Regions from separate parts of the Homo sapiens genome. Here region 1 is linked to region 2. Evidence: read pairs that join two places in POLR2A ChIA-PET (ENCODE). Cell type or tissue: A673. All regions are shown on one strand. Links, peaks and the distances in the headings refer to the core of each region. The heading gives the core; the rest is flanking DNA. Region 1 has its middle 28 kb from the start of TREM1. Region 2 overlaps FOXP4-AS1 (FOXP4 antisense RNA 1).

The links. Peaks named below come from ENCODE experiments on the same cell type or tissue, not always from the same donor. Only the 100,000 strongest peaks of a DNase experiment are listed, where the experiment ranks them.
Region 1: POLR2A ChIA-PET joins it to region 2 with 13 read pairs; 2 of 35 experiments call an interaction of 5 or more read pairs at or near these places.

The regions. Positions count from the first base shown.
Region 1 is chr6:41,254,470-41,262,795 of GRCh38, reverse strand. No RefSeq gene overlaps it. Among named protein-coding and RNA genes, the nearest start is that of TREM1, 28 kb to the left of the region's middle. In A673, for the core only: no CTCF peak of the experiment used is centred there; DNase peaks (open chromatin) are centred at 4,645, 4,955 and 5,275; H3K4me3 peaks cover 691 bases; H3K27ac peaks cover 4,351 bases.
Region 2 is chr6:41,524,022-41,532,347 of GRCh38, reverse strand. FOXP4-AS1 (FOXP4 antisense RNA 1) reads left to right here. Exons shown (of 2, transcript NR_126415.1): 2 at 8,123-8,326. Among named protein-coding and RNA genes, the nearest start is that of FOXP4, 18 kb to the left of the region's middle. RefSeq lists enhancers at 1-125, 12-371, 126-696. In A673, for the core only: no CTCF peak of the experiment used is centred there; DNase peaks (open chromatin) are centred at 327 and 4,047; H3K4me3 peaks cover 34 bases; H3K27ac peaks cover 433 bases.

The DNA of each region.
Region 1 (8,326 bases), core at 313-8,312, 270 kb after region 2:
TTTGTTGAGACTTATTTTGTAGCCTACTATATGGTCTATCTTGGAGAAGTTTCCAAGGGCTGCTGAAAGAATGTATATTCTGCAATTGTTGGGTAGAATGTTCTCTAGATGTCTGTTGATTTGTTCTAACGTCCAATTATGTCCAATGTTTCTTTGTTGATTTTAGATCATTTTGTAGATAAACTGTTTAATACCGTGAGTGGGGTGTTGAAGGCCTTCATTATTATTGTATTGCTGTCTATCTCTTTAGGTCTAATATTATTTGTTTTATGAATCTAGGTGCTCCAGTGTTGGGTACATATATATTCAGAATTGTTTTATCCTCTTGCTGAATCAATCCTTTTATCAGTATATAATAACCTTATTTGTCTTTTTATGTTGTTTTTCATTTAAAGTCTGTTTTATACTACATAAGTATAGCTACTCCTGATCACTTTTGGTTTCCATTTGCATGGAATATCTTTTTCCACACTTTGCTTTCAGTCTGTATATGTCTTTATAGATAATGTGAGTTTCTTGTAAGCAGCATATAGTCGAATCATGTTTAAAAAAATTAATTCAGCCAATCTATATCATTTAAGTGGAGCATTTAATGCATTTACATTTAAAGTTAATATTGATATGTGGGGTTTTGTTTCTCTCATATTGCTAATTATTTTCTAGTTGTTCTATCAAGTCTTTGTTTTTTTCTTTTTCTCTCATTGTTTGTCTTTGTGGTTTGGTGAAATTTTGCAGTAGTGTCATTTGATTCTTTTCTCTACCTTCTTTGTGTAATTGCTTTACTAGTGAGTTTTATACTTTCATGTGTTTTCATGATGGTTAATATCAGCTTTTCACTTCCAAGTTTAGGACTCCTTTGAGTATTTCATGTAGGACTGCTCTGGTGGTGATGAAGTCCCTCAGCATTTGCTTGGATGGGAAAGACTTTATTTCTCCTTCATTTACAAAGCTTAATCTAGCTGTATGTAGAATTCTTGGCTACCAGTTTTTTAAAAATTTCTATCAGCACTTTGAGTATGTCATCCCATTTTCTTCTGGCCAGGAAGGTTTCTGCTGAGAAGTCCACTGTTAGACTGATGGGGGTTCTTCTATAAATGGTTAGACATCTTTTCTCTTACTGATTTTAGATTTTTTTCTTTCACTTTGACTTTAGACAGTTTGCTTTTAATATGCTGTGGCAAACTTTTTACATTGTATTTGCCTGGGGATTGTTGAGCCTCCTCTAAATAGATGTCTAAATCTTTTGCTAGACTTGAAAAGTTTTCATCTATTATTTCATTAGATAGTTTTATTAAGCTTTTGGATCTCTCTTCATCCCTGGGAATACTGATAATTTGTAAGTTTTGTCACCTTATGTAGTCCCAAATGTCTCAAAGGCTTTATTCATTTTGTTTCTTTATTTGTGTCTGACTGGATTATTTCAAAATACCTGCCTTCAAGTTCAGAAATTCTTTCTTCTGCCTGGCATAGTCTATTATTGAAGATTTTGAATGTATTTTGTATTCCTTTCAATGAATTTTTTAGTTTTAGAGTTTCTGGTTTTTTTTAAGGTAGATATTTATGCTTTGGTAAATTTCTCATTCATATCCTGAATTAATTTTCTGAGTGCTTTGCATTTATTTTGATTTCTTTTGCATCTCTTGCATCTTGAGTTTCCTTAAAATCAATATTTTGTTTCGTGTTTTAAATTTAAATTAAATTTCAGTAGTTTTGGGGGAACAGGTGATTTTTGGTTACATGGATACGTTCTTTAGTGGTAATTTCTGAGATTTTGGTGCACCTGTCATCTGAGCAGTGTATACTGTATCCAATGTATAGTCTTTTATCCTTCACACCCTTTCATCCTTCCCCCTGAGCCCCCAAAGTCCATTATATCATCCTTATGTCTTTGTGTCCTCATAGCTTAGCTCCAACTTATAAGTGAGAATATACAACATTTGGTTTTCCATTCCTGAGTTACTTCAGTTAGAATAATGGTCTCCGAATTCATCCAGGTGAGTCTGCAAATGACCTTATTTCATTCCTTTTTATGGCTGAATAGTATTCCATTGTGTATATATACCACATTTTCTTTATCCATTTGTTGGTTGATGGGCAATTAGGCTGGTTCCATATTTTTGCAATTGTGAATTGTGCTGCTATAAACCTGCAGTGTATGTAACATTGGTGTATTTTGAGGTTTTGTTTCAAGACTTAGAACTCCTTTTGGCAGTTCTTGTAGTGCTGCTTAATAGTGGCAAATTCTCTCAGCATTTGTTTGTCTGAAAAAGGCTTTATCTCTCCTTCATTTATGAAGCTAGTTTTGCTGAATACAAAATTTTTCACTGATAATTATTTTGTTTCAGGATGCTAAAGATCAAACCCCAACCTCTTCTGGCTTGTAAGGTTTCTGCTGAGAAATCTGCTATTAATCTGATGGGTTTTCCTTTATAGGTTACCTGATGCTTTTGTCTTACAGCTCTTAAGATTCTTCCTTCATCTTGACTTTAGATAATCCGATGACTATGTGCCTAGGTGATGATCTTTTGGAGATGAATTTCCCAGGTGTCTTTTGAGCTTCTTGTATTTGGATGTCTAGATCTCTAGCAAGGCCAGGGAAATTTTCCTCAATTAATGCCTCAAGTAAGTTTTCCCAACTTTTAGATTTCTCTTTTTCCTCAGGAACAGAAATTATTCTTAGGTTTGGCTATTTAACTTAATCCCAAATTTATTGGAGGATTTGTTCTTTTTTTAAAAATTCATTTTTCTATGTCTTTATCTGCATTAATTCAAAAGCCTTGTCTTCAAGCTCTGAAGTTCTTTCTTCTACTTGTTCTAGTCTATTGTTGAAATTTTCCATTGCATTTTGTATTTCTCTAAGTGTGTATGTCATTTCCAGAAGTTGTGATTGTTTTTACTTTATGATAACTATTTCTCTGGAGAATTTTTCATCCATATTCTGTATTTTAAAAAAAGATTATTTAAGTTGTTTTTCACCTTTCCGTGTTATCTCCCTTAGGAGCTTAATAATCAACCTTCTGAACTCTTTATCTGGCAATTCAGAGATTTCTTCTTGATTTGGATCCATTGCTGGGTAGCTGGTGTGATCTTTTGGGGATGTTATAGAACCCTGTTTTATCATATTACTAGAATTGTTTTTCTGGTTCCTTCTCATTTGGGTAGACTATTTCAATGGAAAGATCTGGAACTCAAGGCCTGCTGTTCAGCTGTTCAGATTCTCTTGTTTCAAAGGGTGATCCCTTGGTGTGGCACTCTCTCCCTTCCCCTAAGGATGAGACTTCCTTAGAACCAGACTGCAGTGATTGTTATTGCTCTTCTGGTTGTGGCCATCCAGTGGGACTACCAGGCTCTGGGTTGGTGCTGGAGAATGTCTGCAAAGAGTCCTGTGATGTGACCCATCTTCAGGTCTCCCAACAGCTGCTCTGGTGAAAGGGGAGTGAAGTACACTCTGTGAGAGTCTTTGGTTGTAGATATGTTTAGTGTGCTGGCTTTGTCAAATGCTGGTTATGCTGGCAGTGAAGTTATCATGTGGTGTATTAGTGCATTTTCATACTGCTGATAAAGATATACCTGAGACTGGGAAGAAAAAGAGGTTTAATGGATTCGCAGTTCCATGTGGCTGAGGAGGGGTCACAATCATGGTGGAAGGAAAGGAGGAGCAAGTCATGTCTTACATGGGTGGTGGCAGGCAAAGAGAGAGAACTTGCGCAGGGAAACTCCCCCTTATAAAACCATCAGATCTCATGAGAGTTATTCACTATCATGAGAACAGCACGGGAAAGACCTGCCACCATAATTCAATTACCTGCCACTGAGTCCCTCCCATGAGACATGGGAATTATGAGAGCTACAATTCAAGATGAGATTTGGGTGGGGACACAGCAAAACCATATCACGTGGACACACTCAGGACCTTTGGCCAGCCAGGATATTGCAAGCAGTGGAATTGCTGTTGTCTTCTCTTTCTTGGGATCAGGATTGTTCTGTCATGAGTTGCTGTGATGGCTTGTGTTGGTTGGCCTCCAAACAAGAGGTTGGGTTTTCAAGAGAGCACCATCTGTGGTAATAGTAGGGGGATCCAAGTATGTCCTGAGTTGGACAAGATAAGTATTTTAGTTTCTCAGGTGTTGGGTGGGGCCATAAAGCTCCCAAGAGTTTCTTTTTAGTCAGCTACCAGAGAACATAGAGAAATACCATCAGGTGGGTGGCAGAGTTAAGTGGGTCTGGGTTCAGACTCTCCTTGGGCAGAGCTTGCCATAGCCACTGTGAAGGATGGTGGGGTGATTCTCAGGCCAATGGTATTATGTTCCAGAGGGGATTTTGACTGCTTCTGCTGTGTCTTATAGTTCATCAGGGAAGTGGGGGATAGCTGGTAGCGAGAGGCCTCATCCAGCTCTCATGCAGTTGGCAAGGCCAGTCTTGCCCCCTCAGTGCTCCATTCAGAACTTGCCCCAAGCCATGAGCTTCCCCACTGAGAAAGCAAGCATGGCTTTCAGGCTTCAACCCTCCCCATCTGCCCACACTGTTGGCAGCAGCTCCTGTGCTCATATCTGCAGCAGTTCCCATTCATCCCCTGGATTCTGCTCAAGAAAATTTGTGCCCAGTTGAAATTACTACTAATTTCAGTTGGGAGCTTCTTTCACCCTGTGACCCCTCCCTAATTCTGCTGGATGCCTTCCCTGAGGGCCTGTGTGAGATATAGTCAGGGGTGGCTTCCCTGGGCTTGAGCTGGAGACTGGGAGTGTCTGCAGGGAAGGCACTTCCCACTGCTTCTTCTAGTTTTATGTGTCATGCAACTTCCTAAATCCATTTTAGCTCCAGGTAAGGTTAAATCCTTCTCTCATGATATGGATTTTCAGATTCCCTGGTGAAATGTGTGTTTGGAGGCAGGTTTTCCCCCCCTCACACTTTGTGAACTCACAGTTTTTTTTGCCTGTCTCATGGAATTTGCAGTGGCATGCTGCTTCTTTCAAAGAATCTGTGGATTCTTTTGGTTTTCCTGATATGTTTCTGCAGTGGTTCTTGGAGCAAAAGATCATGGTGTGAGTCTCCACACACTGTTCTGTCTGTCCAAGTGGGAGCTGCACATTCGCCCTGTCTCCTATCCTTCATCTTGTCTCTGAATCAAAATCAATATTTTGAATTCTTTATCTGAGATTTGAAGGATTTCTTTTTGGTTAGGATTTATTGCTGAAGAATTATTGTGTTCCTTTCAGGGTGTCATATTACCTTGCTTTTTAATGTTTCCTGTTTCTGTTCCTGGAACCAGGCCAGGTCCAGCTGCTTTTTCTCAAGGCCCAATAATGAGAAGCAGGCAAACTAGGAAAGAAGGGAATTTATTGCTGTAACTGGATACAGGGAGAAGGCCAGAGATAATTCCACCAGACCAACTAAACATTTTACAATTTTCTTAGTGCTTACGTAGGTTGGGTTATGTGCCTATGTGCAGTATAGCATTCACCTGTCTATTGGTAACTAATTTTGTTTCAACTAGAAGGTCGGAGGCAAAAAAAAAAAAAAAAAAAAGGCTTGTTAAGTCCGATTAAGCTTTGAGAGCCCCAGTACCTTCAAGGCCTGTCTACTGCGGTACCGGAGTGATTATTTCTATCTTATCTCCTTTATAGTTTGGTCCAGAGATTTTCTTTAGACTCTGCAATGAATCTATTCAAACAGCTGCCCCTGTTACCTCGGGTCATCTCAGATTTTGTCAACCCAAGTTGGGCCCTGGCACTAGGAATGTAAGACTGCCTCTACTATTTGGCTTGCTCCAGGTTAAGGAGAAGCCCAGGTAAGGTCCTACTGACCATATGTTTCATTCCTAGCTTTGATGTCTGGGCACTGATTTCCTTAGGTTTAACTATTTGCTCAATGTTAAGGCAGTGCTGTGGAAATCTGTCTGTGTAACTGGAGTGCTATGCAGGTCTGTCTATGTGATTGTCAGGGAGAATTGGCCTGCCACATTTCTTTACATTAATTTCTGCACATCTGGTGTAATAGTCATTTCTTCTGTGTTTGAATTTACTCTCATGAGGGGAGGGGGAGGCTTTTTTCTTGAAGATGTGACTATAATCTTGTTTTGGTAGTACCCTTAAGCTTTGCTTCTGGATGTGTGCAGTGGTGAAGACTCTGTATGAGTTATTTGGCTATAAATAGTGTTGGTAGTATCTGTGGTTTCCTTGGTGTGTTTGGATGTAGTTATTGGTGGAGACTATGGTGAAGTTGTGCTGGGGACTGAAATGCCAGATGGGCCTTTAGGTTTCAGTAGTAGCAGTGGTGGGCTAAGCATGTCTATTCTTGTGACCTAGGGCAGCGTACACTGGCACTTGTATTGATGGGCCTAGGCAGGCTGATTCTTGGGCATCTGGGGTGGCTTTTTCTAAGGTCAGTTGCAGTAGTGGTGTACTTGGCAGGTGAGTGGGCTCTCAACTCCTGGACAGCCAAAGTGGCATGGGTGATGGCAATAGCAGTAGTGGCGAGTTCTTCTTCTTGGTCCTGAGTGCTGTGTTTTTGTGTTGGCAGTGGTTGCAATGGGCTGTGTGGACCGGCCTTCAGGTCAGTAGGTGGAGCTTGAAGGTAGAAGCCAGCTGAGGTGGGAGTGGTAGGGTGTTTTTGCCTGACTTCTGTCCTGCATAGGGGGAAGTGTGTGGGTGTCCCAGGTGGTGGATTGGGTTGTGAAACCCCTCGGAGCTTAGATTCTGCACTCTGTCTCGGGGTGGGAGGTAGGATGAAGCTGGGCACAACTTGGCCAGGAAAGCTGATACTCAGACCCTCCAATGGCGAGTGCATGCACCAGCTGCTACAGGGGGATGGAGCAGTACTCAGGCCCCTGGCAAAATGCTTCAGTGAGGGGCAAGCATTGTTGCACTGAGGTCCTGCTACAGGGAGTGTGGGGGTGGTCCCAGTAGCCACAGATTTGGCAACTGGTTGAGGATTTGCATTCCTCTTATGCCCCCGTCGTGGTGGGGCTCCCTCCCATATCCTGGCTGTCATAGTAAACCCAGTGTTCAGTCAGGCCAGGCAGTTTGCACCTGGCCTGTAACTTAGCCCTGGGCTATAGGAACCCCTGCCCAGCTCAACCAAGTCACTGAGGCAAATCTCATCCTGCTCAGGTTTTGGGGAGGAGGTGTACCCTGTTCCAGCATTGAAGCTGAAGTCCACACTATGCTTACTTCTTAGTCCTGGTTGTGGGAACCTATTCCTCACTGAAGCCCTGGTTCTGCAAGTTGCAGCCTGAGTTTCCTTAATGCCTAAGACTGCCATCACTGGTTCCTAGGACCACACACAATTTTTTAAGAGCAAGGATCAAGAATGGCAGTTTCTTAGGTCTCAGGAAGGGTGTGAAACCCAGGGCATGCTACCTCCATGGGGAAGTTTCTTCTCACAGTCTCCCAGCTGCTCTGTAAGTTAGATTCAGGGATTGGAGAGTCAAGTTGCACTCCCATGTCCTGGATTGTATGATTCCCCAGTGGGAAAGTGGATCACAGAAAGACTCTCACTCACTCTCTCCCATTTGGGAGGGTCTGTTCTGGTTCCCAGCTGGTCCCAACTACACAAGCTTCCTGTTTTCTTTCTATTTCCTTGATTTTGGACTTTTCTTTTGCTTTTCTGTTGAACTCTCAAGTTCCCTCTTGGATAATGTATTCAAAGTGTGATTGTCTACACACTATTTGGTTCTTCTAAGTGGATGAGGTGTGATTAAAATGCTTCCAGGCAGCCATCTTGGAAAAAAAACTAGATATTATTCTATGTTAGAAATTGCAAATATCTTGTCTCAGTCTGTCATTTGTCACTTGTTAAGCTCATGTGAGACAAGGCTGCGCCAAAGCCAAGTCCTGACTGATTTGACTGCTAATAATGCAATTAGCCGCTTTTTTTTTTTTTCAAGGAGTCTTGCTCTGTGGCCAGGCTGGAGTGCAGTGGCACAATGTCAGCAATGAGCCACTTTTACTTTCAGTCAATTTATTATTTACACAGACAACAAGGGAAAGATTAGGCAAAGGTGCCAGCTCCTCATGGCTCTTGTCCCACACCCCAAAACAAAAGGGGCCAGACAACTGCAATATGAGTTGTGGGACATTCCACTGCTGAGGAATCTACTCTAGAGGCAGATAAGTGGTTTCATAACCTGCAGCCCTATTCTGAGGTCTGGGACAGAGCCTCTGGCCTCATCAGAACTCAGGAGGGCATGAGGAACTGTCTTTCAGGGGAGACAGAGAAGTTACTGGGCCATGGTTCTCACAAGCCTCCATCCTTTTATGTTCTAGGAGGGTTGCAGGCATTCTGCCATGCTTCAAATTAGCTGTAGTTCATGTGTCTGCCAGTGTGA
Region 2 (8,326 bases), core at 263-8,262:
CCCACACAGTCTCTCCCCTCTGACTCCTCCGCCCAGCTCACCAGTTCCCGCACCAACCCTCATGGCAAGGAGGCAACAGACTGGCTCTGTTCCACTCCAGCGGGGGCACCAGGTGGCTCCCCCCTTGTCCTCTGGAATCTGATGCCCCCACAAGCCTGCCTTTTCAGGCTCCCACGCTTCCCTCTCAGGGACAGACAGACAGAAACATCCACACACTCTCATGCTCACACACGCGCCCCTCCGGCAGCCCCACGGCAGCAGTCTGTTCCTCATTATGGGCCAATGCGCCTGTTTACTCACCCAGCTGGAGATGGTTAGAGAGTGATAAATAATGAAAGAGAAAACAGGCTTTTCCCCTCTGTGGCTTCTATTTATGTAATATGTGTCACTGTGCATTCACAGACTTTGTTTCGGAGCTGGTTGCAGGAAATAGTTTATTTTTTCCGGACGGTGGCTTAAGGGGTGGGGAGGTGGGGGGCAGGGTTTGGGTTTCTGATCTCACGCCCATAGGAGTTTCGGAATCTGGCTCCCAGAGTCCTCTTCCCCTGGTGCCTCCTCTCCTCGCCTCCCCTGACATCCCCGGGGTGGGCATCATGGCTAGAGGCTGCCTCAGAACCAGGTTCTCCCACTCCACCTATTTGGAATGGGCTGGGGTGGTTGGGGGCCCCTCCCAGCTGCCTCTGAAACCTCCCAGACAGATGGGCTTGTTTTAAGAGCCAGACAGCTTGAGGCTGGACTCCCAGAAAGGAGGCAGTTGGACAGGGTCTTCCTAGGTAGCCTGCACCTGTTGTTGGGGGAGGATGCAAAAGGATTAATTCTATAAAATAAGAAAAAAAAAGATCCATACCTCATGTTCACTTAGCACTTTCATCCCCGTGGTCTCTCTGAGGCCTCACAACTTTTAATGGCTGCTTCCCAGGTGAGAGAACTGGAGGAGGGCTTGCCATGGTCTGTGCAACTGGCTGATGAGGAGCCAGAACTTCACACTCAGGCCTCTGAGTCCAGAAGAGCCTCACACACCCCACTGCCTCCTCCTCCCAAGGATGCCTCCCTTGGTAAAGTTCTGGTTGCCCTCACTCATTCTAAGGTGATGGGAGTAGTTATAAGGGTGTGGGGGTTGGAATTTGGGGAATGGTGAGTCATCAGAGGTCTGAGAAGTGTCCCCTTCTCCACCCTTTCCTAAACATTAAGGTGAGCCTCCTTTGGGTGACAAGCCAGGGAAGGAAGAAGCAGCAGAAGGCTGCCCTGCTCCCCAACCCCCAGTGCAGGGAGGCTCTTGGGAAGCTGGAAGGGCACCTGCCCCCACCTGAGCCTGTCTTTTTGAGTGCCAGGGCAGGGAGACAATGTCTTTGTTTGACATGGAGCCCTGGTTGTATCCCAGGCCACCTGCTGGGGGGACCCAGAGGTTCTGACCTTTGAGGAATATAGCATCCACTATGGAAAATGGGCCCAGAAGCCCCCAACTCCTGCAGACTGTGGGGGATGAATATATACAGGTGCCATGGGATTAAGGTGCAGGGCAGAATCCTGCCCAGTGACCTCGGGGTTCTTGCAGGGAGCATCCCACAGGAATCTCCTGGCTGCGGGGTGAAGCAGCCACCTTCCCAAGACAAGGACTTTAAACACGGTCTGACAAACAAGAGCACATATGGGCCAAGGGCAAAAGAGAAAAAGTGCTAAGGAGGCGGTTTTCTAATTTAGTGGGTGTCAGATTCACAGGGGAGCTTATTAAATGCGGATCCCCAGGCTCCTTTCCTGGCGTTGATTCAGCAGGTCGGGGGGGTGGGGGGCAGGAATCAGCATGGTTAGCAAGTTCCTGAGAGTTCTTGGACTGGTGGTTTCCCAAAGACTGGGAGACAACAGTGCCCTATGTGGGCCCTGGAGGCAACCCCCCTGCCCAACGCATAAAGATGAGATGCAAGCATCATGGTTAGGTCAGGAGGGAATTTGACTTCCCCCAAAGAGTGAGAATGATTTGGTTGGAGAATGATAAAATTTATTTGGTCCAAAGGAAGGGAGGGAGGAAGAGAGGAAGGAAAATATAATTTACCAATACCTATATGTGCCAAGCTGTTACATGATGCTTTTCGTTTTGCTTTGTGCTTTTGTTTTTCAGAGACAGGGTCTTGCTATGTGGCCCAGGCTGGAGTGCAGTGGCACAATCAAATCATAGCGCACTGCAGCCTCGAATTCCTGGGCTCAAGCGATTCTCCTGCCTCAGCCTTCCGAGTAGCTGGGACTACAGGTGCATGCCACCATGCCTGGCTGTTACACGACATTTTTACCTGGCTGCTTTGACTTTTTGACATTCATATCCATTTTTGGAACCTAAAACGCTGTCAACATTCTATTTCTTATTACCAAGTAATGCTCATACAGACATACCCGCCACAGCCCGAGTCAAAACTTTGTGTCAGCTGGGATGTTGTGCACACCTTGGAGCATCTACCACATGCCAGGCATTGTGCTTTGCATGTACTGCTTTGTTTTTCACTGCACCGCAACACCGACAGGCAATACTATTCCCATTTTACTGATGAGGACAGCAAGGGTCAGAGAGGTTTAGTCACTTGCCTAAGGCCACCCGGCTACATCAACCCTGGCAACAGGAAGAGCTGGTGCTTTTGTTTTTTTACTGATCCAGGGAGAGGCCCTATTAGGGAGGTAGAGGGACTGAATCCAGATCCTGCTTTATAGCCCCCTCTCCAGGACTCCCTCCCTCCCACTCTGGAATGGAGAGGTGGATGGAGAGGCACCCTCTCTGCCACTCACTCAACCCCTCTGCCTTTGGGACCCTATGGACTCTCATACAGCCCACCCAGCTTGCACCCTGAGCTCTCTCCCAAGAAGCTGAGCACCTGGGGTCTCAGGCACTCCCTTCCAATTCAGTCCCTGGAGCACTTATGGCTCTGAGGGAGTCCCCGGAGGGGGGCTGAAAGAGGTGGGGGAGCTTAAGGAGCACCTTTCCTGGGCTTCCAGGAGCCTCTTACATCCCTATCCCCTTGGCAGAATGGGTGTATCACAACTGGAGGGTGGGGGTGTATGGGGACGGCAGAGCTGGCCAGACCTATGGTCCCAGATGTTTGTTCAGGCTGTGGGCTGAGCCTGATTTCAGATGTGTGGCAGCTTCATGGGAGTCCTGCCCAGACTCCCACATGGACACTCACTTGCTTACTTGCACACACGCGTGCCCTCATGCGACTCCCCTCCACACAGAGTTCCACTTGTGAAAACCCAGACAAAGCTCCAGACTAATGTCCCTGTGGACAGTGACATGAATGGTAAAAATCATCCTCAACCCCAGGTGCTCTGCACACGCTGACTCTAAACTTCACATCGATCCTGCAAGGATGCTTTCCCTGATGACCTCCCCCTACCCACCACACACCTTATAGATGAGAAAAATGGGCTTCAGAAAAGCCAAGTGACCGGTCTGAGGCCACACAGCGACCCCACGGCAGAGTGGGGACTGGGGTCTGTCTGTTGGGGAGCTCACCCGCATCCCTCTCACCAGGCTGCTTTTCCCGTCTGGCTCCCAGGACCCAGCAGGTGTTCAGCACGTCCACTGATGAATGTGTATGTCTGTGTTTTCTTTCACACACAGTGCAGGCTCCAGCTGCCCCTCTCTCCAAACCCACTCTGAGCTGTGATCTCCCTGCAGGCTCAGAAACTTGCAGACCACTTGGCTTCCTCTACAGCCAGAACTAGCGCCAGCCTGAATTCTCTGGGCTCCAGCCTCAGTTTCCCCTGAGTTTCTTAGGCCTGCACACCTGAGCAAGTCCCTCCCTGCTTTGAGCAGACCCACAGCACTGGTTGGGCTCCTGCTCCAGGCCTGACCCCCACTGTGGAAGCCTCTGGGGTCCAGCCACCTCCATTCTCCTCTCTTCTTCCCAAACGTCAGGCCTGGCACTGCCCCCGCTCAGCCCCCGCTCCCTACGGCCCCCTGGGAGCCCAGGCTTTGCTTGAGGGCAGCAAGTGAAGCCGGCTGTAACAGAGAAACCTCAGGCTCCTCTTTAGAAGTCCCCGGAGGAGGCAGATCTGAGGAAAGGCTGCCAAGAAGGCGCCTGCAGCAATGTCAGCTTGAGAACAACCCGGCTGACAGGATGCTGAGCGGGGATTAAGGTCGGGATCAGGGAAGCCAGGGAAATGAAGGCAAGTTCCCTGCTCCCCTCGCTGCCACCGCTGCCGCTGCGGCTGGGTTTGTCTTCTTGTTTGTTCTGGCTCTGGGAAACTGGGCGGGGAGGGAAGTGGGCAGGGATGAGGTGGGGAGGTGGAGGGAAGGACAGGGGGGAGGTGGAGAAGGGCTGGTATGGGGGTGGAGGGAGGTGGAGGGAAGAGAAAGTCAGGCCTCCTCTGGGTCTTGGGGCTCAGCCAGGGATGGGGCAGAGGCACAGATGGCCCTTACCTGGGACCCTTCCCCTATACCTGTCCCTATAGCTGGTCTGCCAGCCAGTGGAGCAGCCAGTCGCCCCCCGACCCCCACCCCGGAACCCTCCCTCATGTCCTGAGTGTGGGTGGCAGGACCAGTGAGAACACAATTGACCTTGCCCTGAGAGGCTCCCAGCTCAATGAAGCAGATGCAGTCTACCTCCAGAGAGGAGGTGAGCCTGTTTCCACCTGTCTACACATGCAAGATCCCCTGTTCTGGGGAAAGACCATTACCCCAACCTGCCTCATCATTGACATGTCACAAGAGTCCAGCCAAATGGGCTACTGATTTCCAGGTCATCCAGTGCACCACAATTCTAGTGAAACCTCATATCCTTGCATTGCCATTGGTGTGGTAGTGAAGAACGTGGCTTCTGGTTTCAGACTGCAAGGGGTCACCTTTTGGCTCTGCCACTGATTTGCTATGTCACATTGGGCAAGCTGGCTAACTTTCTATGCCTCAGTGGGATAAAATCATAGCACCTCCTCATAAACTTGTCAGGAAGATAGAGGGAGTGGACACGTGCGAAGTGCTTGGCATAGGGCCTGCCATGGAGGACAGAAGACATACGCCATAGGGTAGCTTTATTTATTATTGAGGCAGAGTACAGGAATAAGTGTGGCAATTTGAAGTGACTTGGCTGAAAGCTTCCTGGGGGAAGGGGTGTGGAAATCTGATTTTGGAAGCTGAGACTGGGCAGGGGTAGAGAAGTGAATTAGGGGTATGGAACAGAGCTCCCATTTGCCAGGTGAGTGAGTTAAGGATGTATCTGGTGAGAGGCAGAGAGGATGCATTTTCTAGAAGCCCTCATCCCAGCCAGGCTTTCTCCAAAGTTCCCACTTTAACTAGGGGTAACTCTTCCAGCCCTGCCAAGGGCAAGCCAGGGGTGCCAAGACCATGAAAAGATGCAGTTTTTCATGGTGACCTTCCCAGAATGGAGTCTATTCTAGAAACCCTAGCCATTCAGGGAGACTCCACTTGTACCTGGGTTTTCTGGACCTGGCAAGGGAAGAAACAGGCACAGAGAGTACAAACCTGGAGGCAGATCATCCCTGGGGTTGGGTTCCAGCTCTGTGACTGATCATCTATGTGCCTTGGAGCCAGTCAATTAGCCTCTCTGGACCTTAGCTGCAGGGTCTGTGAAATGAGATAGTAATATGTACCTTAGAGTTGTAATGATGAGCAGTTACTCCATAACTATCCACTGTTGATATTCAGCTTAGCAAAGAGTTGCTGAGGTCCAGCCAGCTACTGGGGCCCCAGTGAATGAGAGACCCTTTCCTAGCCCTTGATAGCTGGTGGCCTGCATGTGAGTCCAAATATGATGCTGAAGGCAGTGGTGCTACCTTAAAGGTCCACCTGGGAACCAAAGAGAAGGAGTTCCTGGCATCCACATCCCAGGCTGCAGGGCCTGCTCCCCTGGCCCACCCTGCAGCCCTGCTTGGGTGTCCCTATCTCTGGACACCCTGGCCAGCAGGCTGGGGATGGGGAGAGTGTTGTAGGGGGAGGGGAATGAGAACCTAGGATGGGGTTCTGGTAATTGGGGAAAAGCTTTGCTGGGTCTGATTTGTGGGGGAAAGCCTTAGGCAAGGAGGCCCAGTCCCTGCAGAAGTGTGTGAGGAGCACCTTATTGGGGATTTTATCTCTAGGGGCCTGGTTCTAGAATTTTAAAAACACCTTTTCTTTTCTTTTTGTTCTGTTAATAGAAGTTATGTATATTTATTGTTTAAAAAAATGGAAAATACAGGCCAGGCATGGTGGCTCATGCCTGTAATCCCAGCACTTTGGGAGGCTGAGGCGCGTGGATCATGAGGTCAGGAGTTCAAAACTAGCCTGGCCAAGATGGTGAAACCCCGTCTTTGCTAAAGCTATAAAAATTAGCCAGGCGTGGTGGCAGGTGCCTGTAATCCCAGCTACTCGGGAGGCTGAGCAGGAGAATCGCTTGAACCTGGGTGGCAGAGGTTGCAGTGAGCCAAGATCCAGCCACTGCACTCCAGCCTAGGTGACAGAGTGAGACTCCATCTCAAAAAAAAAAAAAAAAAAAAAAAAGGAAAATACAGAAAAGCATAAAAAAGGAAATAAAGATCAGCCATAATCTTCCCACCCAGAGATAACCATGGTACGACTTTAGTGTATCTCCTAGTTTTTTTTAAGCTGACTCTCAAACACACATTTACACACACTCACATGGACACACACATTCACACACACATATTCACAAATATACACTCACACGCACTCACACATTTACATACACATATATGTAACTTTTTGTTACATGTTTAATGTACACATGTCTTTAAAAGTTCAGAAACAAGATCATGGAATCATGAATACATCACCATTTTGTCAACTAATATTTTTATTAAATAAAATATTGATAACTTTTTCCCCAGGTCATGACATATTCTTCTCCAACATAATTTAAAATGACTGTATAGTGCTCTGTCTTTGGGCATAAGGCATATCATTTTATCAGTCATCACCTGTTGGTCATCCATCCATTTCTAGATTTTTGCCATTATAAATAATACTGAGGTGAACATCCTTGCAGAGAAATCTTCGAGGGGGTCGCTAACTTTCCAATTGTCTATTCATGTCTGTCTACTCCCGGCTTCGATTTTGAGGCTTTCTAGGCAGGATCTGTGTCTGGTTTGTTGTGACCCCAAAGTCTAGCTTGGCTGCTGGTTCACTGTAGGCATCCAATAATGGTTGAATTGAGTTGCTTTTCTAGAGCATGTGCCCTCGGCTGAGGAATTGGGAAGGTGGATAGATGAGGAAAGAGCCCACCTTTCCTGCTAGAACACTCAGGGGTCCCCAGTGCCTCTATGCTGGACCTGCTAACTTCTCCTAGGAAAACACCTTCCCAAGCACAGAGCCACTGGCCATCCCAGAGGCTCACTGAATGGCCCTCCTGTATCTCTTATCTTCCTTGCCTGGACCCTCCCCCCTCATCCCCTTCCCCCCTCCGCCCCCGATCTCTGACTCTTGAGTTCTTTTGTTGTGTTTTCAAGCTGAAGGCCCAGCAGACAGAGCCCTCTCACCTGCCCGTGTCTGCTGGACAATGTTGCGGCAGCTCCCAGCTCCCCATACAGTGGCCTCCTCCGTGGCCCCCACTTTTGACAGCACAGCCTGCTTGGCTCCTGAGAAGTGCCCACGTGGCACACCTCACCCCTGCCCCTGCTCTGCCTGCCACCTCTCATGGCACCAAAGGAGCCTTTGTCCCTTCCTCATGGGGGCTCTCAGCAGATGCTGACGTTCTGACTGAAACAGATTTGTAGAATCATGGATTTTGAAGTGGGGACCCAGGTCCCAGTGTTTCAGTGGGTCTTTAAAAAAGAGAGAAAGGGAGAGAGAGATGGAGAGAGAGAGAGAGAAAGTGAGCAACAGCACGAGAGGTAAGAGGCAAAAGCTGAGAGGTAAAACTTACTAACTTAATTTCCCCTCACCAGCATCCACACTCCCAACCTCCTGGAATTTCTTCTCTTCTTTTCAATTTTTAATCTCTTCTTTTCCTCTCTTTTCTCTCCCTCTTCCCCCTTTTCACTCCTTTCCTTCTCCTCTTTCTCTGTCTCTCTCTCAGTTCTGACATGAACACCCCCCCCACCCTCCTGTCCCCCTCCCCTCCTCTCCTCCTCTCCCCTCCTCTCCCCTTCTTTTTTAAGTTTTTTTTTTTTTCTTTTAACTTTCAAGGTCATTCCGGACTCCTGACGCCGCCAGTCCCGCGGTGAGACGTGAGCGCCATTGGCGTCCGTGGCCTCTGTTTCCGTGGCAACCTAGTAACCATTAATTTTCAATTAAAGGAGACAAAAAGCTCGATGACAGCTCCAGGTCTGCTGAAGATGTCAAGAATCTGTATTAATATACAGCAAGAGAGCATAATTGTGTGTCCATCTT